Linked DNA regions of Homo sapiens: region 1 is linked to region 2. A link is a contact called in ENCODE Hi-C data. All regions are on one chromosome and are shown on one strand. The core of a region is the stretch at or near the end of the contact, and the rest is flanking DNA. Distances in the headings are between cores, read along the strand shown.

The links. Hi-C counts contacts between places; a loop is a spot of excess contacts on that map. Pooled maps may share reads with other maps.
Region 1: a pooled map shows a loop between it and region 2 (10-fold over the local background). The contact joins two enhancer-like sites. A Hi-C loop is called at or near these places in 4 of 50 pooled maps.

Annotation. Positions count from the first base shown.
Region 1 is chr9:109,108,789-109,112,332 of GRCh38, reverse strand. The region is part of intron 1 of TMEM245 (transmembrane protein 245); the gene reads left to right. Among named protein-coding and RNA genes, the nearest start is that of TMEM245, 9.4 kb to the left of the region's middle. Within about 2 kb of position 1,717, at least 7 of the 41 ENCODE cell types and tissues checked have a DNase peak (open chromatin) inside an H3K27ac peak, as active enhancers do.
Region 2 is chr9:107,242,156-107,245,321 of GRCh38, reverse strand. No RefSeq gene overlaps it. Among named protein-coding and RNA genes, the nearest start is that of RAD23B, 40 kb to the left of the region's middle. RefSeq lists an enhancer at 599-1,798. Within about 2 kb of position 1,446, at least 6 of the 41 ENCODE cell types and tissues checked have a DNase peak (open chromatin) inside an H3K27ac peak, as active enhancers do.

The sequences.
Region 1 (3,544 bases), core at 468-2,967, 1.9 Mb before region 2:
CTGACTTCATGTGATCTGCCCGCCTCAGCCTCCCAAAGTGCAAGGATTACAGGTGTGAGCCACTGCCCTGGCCACTTTTTTCTTTTTAATACTGCTACAGTATAAATCTTTTTTCTCCCCCTCCCCCACCATGCCTTTTAGAAAATGTTTTCAACAGATTTTCTTAGCTCTGAATTTGTATTAGAATACTTTGATAAACATTTTTAACCATTGGTAATTGTATAATCATAATGGGCTTAATATAAACTCTAAAGTGTTTTTATAAATGGCCTTACCTCTTGAACTAATATTACTTCTGCGAATCTTTTCTGAGGAAACACTTCAAAATACTGGAAAAAATCCAGAAGCCAAAAGAATTTCCTAAAGGTTAAAAATACTTCTTTTTCTGTTTATAAAGATACTACATAACCTTAGTAGAAAATTGAGCACCTGTAATAAAACATAAAGAAGCAGATTACTCCTTGAAATCTGCCATCTAGAGATAATATTTTAAAACATTTTTTGTTGAGTATATTTTCACCATTATAAATTTACACACGAATAAATTGACACTGTAGCACTGTATATTGATGTTCATCATACTGTTGAAAGTCTGACTAATTACTCAATTTTTGGAGATAGCATTATTTAAACAGTTCACTATAAAATGATATTTAAGTTCTCAATTTTTTATATTGTAAATGGCAAGTGAATATTTTTATATGTGTCTGCACAGTGTGCTTCTGTAAAACACTCCTAAAAGTAGAATTGGGGAGTATATTTTAAAATGGTTATTTTAAACTGGAATGAGGTAATCTGTGAGTTTCAGGTTGATAGATGAAAATACATGCTTCTTGTTAGACAATAAATTTCTCTTAAAAAATCTGAAGTATGCAGTCTCTTATTTTTTCTCTCCTTGCAAATGATACTAATTCCTTATGCATACAGATAAGAAACAAAAACTTCTTGGAGGTACTGTATAAATTGTGACCTCCAGTTCAGCTTCTTACTAAGGGTAGTACTTACTTTGTCATCTCTGTTCAACGTTTGCTCAAACACTTTTAGTAATGATTATTCCATTTGTAGATAGCTATAGTTTATTGGAAAAACCTGTCCTTTTACTGAGCTGTGTTATTTCCTAATTCCCACGTATTTCTGCTCTCAGAACCACAGAAAATCAAGTCTTATGCCTCTCCCAGATGACATTTTAAAAATTATTTGAAGATAGCTACAAAATCTTGATATTTCCTTCTCTTTTCTGAGCAAAACTTTTTTTTTCTTTTTCCCCTAGCTACATTTATATTATCATGTTGTGATTTCTATTTCCTTTCCCAGGCTGAATTTTGTTGTGTGGTTTGGTAGCGCAAAATTAATTGAAACAATCACTTTCCCTGATACGAGTATTGTACTTTTAGAAATAAGTGCTTCTACTAGTCATAGGCTGACTCATACTGAACTGAAAAGTGGTTCAGATGTTCTCTTTCCATTCCATACTTGTACAGTTGAGTTTTGAATCTCGAAGCAGAACTTTGCATTTCTTTTCATATAGTTTAATCTTGTTTGGATTAGCCCATTGTTCTGGCTTCAGGATATCTTTTTGAATCATGATAGATTATCTCAATATTTATTGACAACTCAGTTTTGTATAACTGATTTGTGTAAAATCAGTTTTTTCTGTTATTGTGCCTCTAGTCTTTCATCTAAGTGACTGACGTAATGTTTAATAGGGTGGGGCTAACTGACGTACCTCTGAAGACTATCCATTTACTGTGGATTTTTTTTTAATTTCAACAAGTTGTAGTTGTCTAAATTGACTGTTTTTATTTTCCCTTGTGAAAATCTGAGCAGCTTTTGCTTATCTTTAGTATTCTAGCACCATGCTTCTTTCTCCTTAAGATTAGAAAAGTGCACTCTGGAGCCAGATTCCTGGGTTCTAATCCTGCCTCTGTCATTTATTGGCTGTGGCCTTGGGCAAGTCACTTCTCTGAAATCTGGGTTTCTTTCATGTGTAAAATGAGGATCATAATAATATTATTTTGTGGGGTTATGAGGATCAAATGAGTTAGTATACATAAAGCATTAGAATAGGGCCTGGCACATAGGAGTGTTATATAAGTGTACTATTATTGTACTCAGATTTTTTTCTATGCTCTGCAATCAGATCTCAAATTCTTTGAATTCCCAGGGTTAATTGGTCTGGTCCAGCAAGACTGGACTTTTTGAAGCAGCTGTAGTCTCACTTCCCATGTCCTCATATTTTTGAGCTTCAAAGCTCTTTAATATTTCATCTGATAGAGTTACTTGAAGAAATATTTTAATGTCCTTTTTATTATAAAAGAATTAGTGCTTATTAAAGGCAGTCTGGAAAATACAGAAAAAAGTGAAAGGAAAAACAAAATTTTACCACCCAAATACAGCCACTAACTTCTTAGTACATTTTCTTTTCCTCCCACCATATAGTAGATGTAATCACAGCACAAGTATTTTTTGTATTTTACTTCTAACTTAATATGATATTGTGAGTTTTTAAACTATATAGTCTTTGTTTTTAAGAAGTGATTTTAATGGTTGCATAACATTTTATTGAGTGAATCGTAATCATTTCCCAGTTGTTGACCTTTTAGGTAATCACTTTTTTCACTGTTCTGAATCATACTCTGATGAGCTTCTTTATATTTAAAACTTTTTCAAAATTTATCATTATTTAGTAAGGATAAAGTCTGAAAGTTGAATTCTGAGGTTAGAAGCTATAAACATTTTTAAGATGCGAAGATTATTTGTATTGATAGATTTGACCAAAATAACGTAGGAGATAGTTTTTTTCTGTCTTTTTTAGTAATCCCATCAGTTCTTTTTTCTTCATGCTCTGAATTATATAGCTCGAAGTTTCTTTTTGTCTTAATTTGCTTTTTTTTTTGGCAAGGTTCATGTCATACTTGACTTTTAGCTTCTTGGTCTTATGTTAATTAAGGTCTTTGTGCTCAGATGTGTTCTGGATTATGTATTCCCTCTGTGTTTTATAAATGTTCTATTAAAATATGAGTTTCTGTGTAGGCTACGCTGGTTTCTTTTGATGCGTCTTAAGCTCTAGGGTCATTTAACTTTAGTGTAGGAAGAACTGAAGAGGGTATCCTGGCTGATTCTTCTGTTCTGAAGTCCTGCTGTTTGTTCCTCTAATAATATTTTTTTCAGGCACACTTCTTCAGCTGGTGCATCATAACTCTGGATTAGGTTCTAATCATTTGTTGCCTAGATTATTTCAGCAGGGTCACACTTCAGCTGGCTGCTTTCTTACTTTTACAGAGTTATTTCCCCAGTAACAAGCATATTTTATAAGCTGAAATAGAATCTTTTAACCTGATTCTTTTTGGAAAGCTTTCCTTTTCTTGTTTTTTTCTTTTCTTTCCGTTTCTTTTCTAAACATTGATCAACAGAGAAAACTGTAGGAATTCCATAAGATTAGATTCTTAATTTAAATCCATGGTTTATGCTTTGAATATTTTATCTCAAGCATTTTTGTGTATAAGATGGGTTTTGAACTATGTATCTTTTGTTAAACAACTAT
Region 2 (3,166 bases), core at 197-2,696:
TTACTCAGGGGCTGAGGCAGAAGAATCGCTTGAACCTGGGAGGCAGAAGCTGCAGTGAGCCAAGATCATGCCACTGCATTCAGGCCTGGGTGACAGAGTGAGACCCTATCTCAAAAAATAAATACATGAATAAGTAAAAAGTATTTTTACCTCAAAATATTGTCATGTCTTTTATAGAAGAATAAGAAAAAAGATATTAAAATAATTAACAAATAGGGTCACAGTATACACACTGTTTTATAACTTAAAAAAACCTTTTAACAAATGGATCATTTTCAACATGTACATAAGTAGAGAGAAGTGTATAGTAAACTTTCAAACTTCCTCAATCTTGTTTCATCTATATCTTTACATTCTCCAATCAGCATAGTATTTTTTCTCTAAAATATAGAACTAAAAAAAAAACCATTATCACACTTAAAAATAATTATAAAAATTCCATAGTATAATTCAATAATTGGTCAGTGTTTACATTTCCTTAATATTCTGTATGTGTGCATGCTTAGACTTATGAGGGCAATGCAGTACATTGCAACTGGTTAATATGTTTCCTGGCTGGACATGGTAGTGTGCACCTATAGTCCCAGCTGCTTGGGAGGCTGAGGCAGGAGGATCACTTGAGATCAGGAAGTTGAGGCTGCAGTAAGCCATGATCACACTATGCACTCCAGCCTGGGCAACAGAGTGAGAACTTGTCTCCCCCATTAAAAAAAAAGTTTCATAAGTCTCTTTTAATCTGTAGGTTTTTCTGATATCTTCCTCTTTTCACTATTTATTGAAGATACAACTTTTAAAACAATATATCACAATTTCCTATCATTCTTCAAGACTTCATAATATTTCATTGTATGAATATTCCATAATTAAGTTTCATAGCCTTAGATTTTTGGATAATTTTCAATATTTTCGTAATATTCAATCTACTGCAATAAACACCCAGTACATACATCTTTCAAGACTTGCTTATTTCAAGAAAAACTAATAGACACAGAATTGCTGATTGAAAGAGAATCTCTCTCTTTCTCTATCTCAATCTCTCTCCCCCAGTGCTTTTTCCAATGATTTGCTTTACTTCTAAAGTAAGATATGAATTTGCCTCTGAATTTGATTTAAATTTAAATTCTCCAAATAGAAGATTTCTGCAATAAACACTGAAATCATTTCTTACTATACAGGTAGGATTCAGGATTTGGTAGCAGTTTCTCTTGTCACAGAAAGGTCAGGGAGAGATTTATGGCAAGATGACTGTTACAGGTGTTCATAGTCGCACAGCAGGTTAAACTGGAAAGCGTCATATGTCTTCCATGACTCACCCCTCTGGCTTGATGAGTCACTTTGACCTGAAAATGTAACTCTCTTTTACATGATTGATGAAAAACCCTGAGTATGTAAATAGAGTGCCTCAGGAAACGTGTTCATTCCTCCTTTGATGGCTGTGATCAATCTGTAAGGCCACAAGAAAGTCTACATCTCCGGGAGTGAATGTGAATGGTTGTTATTGCCACAGAAGATTCCACGACTTCCTTTGAAAGCCTCTCTGGAATCTAAAACATGATTGAGTGAATGGAAAGGTGGTGAGATCATGAAAAGTCATGAATTGATAATTATCAAAGCTGAGTGTTGGGTACATGTTGGTTCATTGTGCTATTCTCTCTAATTTGGGGTATGTTTGAAAATTCATGTCCATAATAAAAATTTAGAAAGTCTCTTGGAGCAATATGGCCAACCTATGGCCATGTGCCCCTGGATGGCTCTCCAGGTTCTAATTACAGCCCTTGAAGCAAGCACGAGTGAATAAGGTGTAACAATAAATTACTGTAATGGGGTGTTTTTAAAGTAATAAGAAGCCCTTGGAGAGATTTCAAATGATATTCCATGTGAGCATGTGCCACCATTCACTTTTATTTAGTGCAATAAACGAATCATGTAGGAATATTTTAGAAGAGAAATTATTGTGGCCCATTGTCAATGACGCTGGGAGATTCTGCCTAAGAATCTCCTTTGTCAAAGGGACCACTCTTGCATTGCAGTCTTAAAAAAAAAATTGTAATTGGAAAATTCTACTTTCTGTATAACCTGAAGCATAAAAGCTATTGAAAACAGCTATGGTGTACCAAACTGGGATTAGTGAGATAGCATCAGCCCTGATTATTATTATGTTTTTCTTTTCAACTTCTTTAGAAAGCCAGGGATGCCTGAGGACCTCAGACAATTGCATACAGTAAGCCAGTACCTAGAGAGGCTCTAGAAAATCAGGTACTTAAAATTTTAATGGTAGAATTAATCTTAGGTCCTGGAGGAAAAAAAATTTGGATATAAAAAATGCTTACAGTAGTTATACAGATATTTGACTTATTAGATGACTCCTCACAGTAGGCTCAAGACTAGGTGTTAAAAAGGCAAAGTCAAATCACTTAACTAGTCTCAGTGATGATTATGTAAAGAGAAGAGGGAAAATGCCATTTTACGAGTCAGCAACCACTAGCAAGCAGATGGCAGATGTTTTGTGTCCCCACGCCCTGACAATGAAACTAGAAAGCTATAACCGTTAATGAACATAATTTAAATCTTGATCATAAAAGACCTCATTTCATTTCATAAAATAATGAAGGTTTTATCCCTGCAAGGGATTCCTCATTCTACGCATAAGGAAGCAAAGAATGAATGAGATTTATAAACTCAAGGTTAGATTGAAATCATAGTTTTCTTCTGATTTATTACATGTTTCCCCCCTATTTTGGAGAGTTAGTTTGCCATTGTGACACTGGTTATAGAACAGATCCTTAATACTCAAGGTTTAACATTTGTAGTTCCACTCTATTTTCTTTCTTTCCTTCTCTCTCTCTGTCCCTTTCTCCCTTCTTTCTCCCTCTCTTTCTCTGTCTTTTCCCTTCCTTCCTTCCTCCCTCCCTCCCTCCCTTCCTCCCTCCCTTTTCTTTTTTCTTTTCTTTTTCTCTTTCTTTCTTTCTTTCTTTCTTCCTTCCTTCCTTCCTTTCTTTCTTTCTCTTTCTCTTCCTTCCTTCCTTCCTTCCTTCCTTCCTTCCTTCCTTTTCTTTCTTTCTCTTTCTTTCCTTCTTTCTTTTTCTTTCTTTCCTTTCTTTCTTTTCTTTTCTTTTCTTTCTTTCCCTTCCTTCCTTCCCTCCCTCCCTCTCTCCCTCCTTCTCTC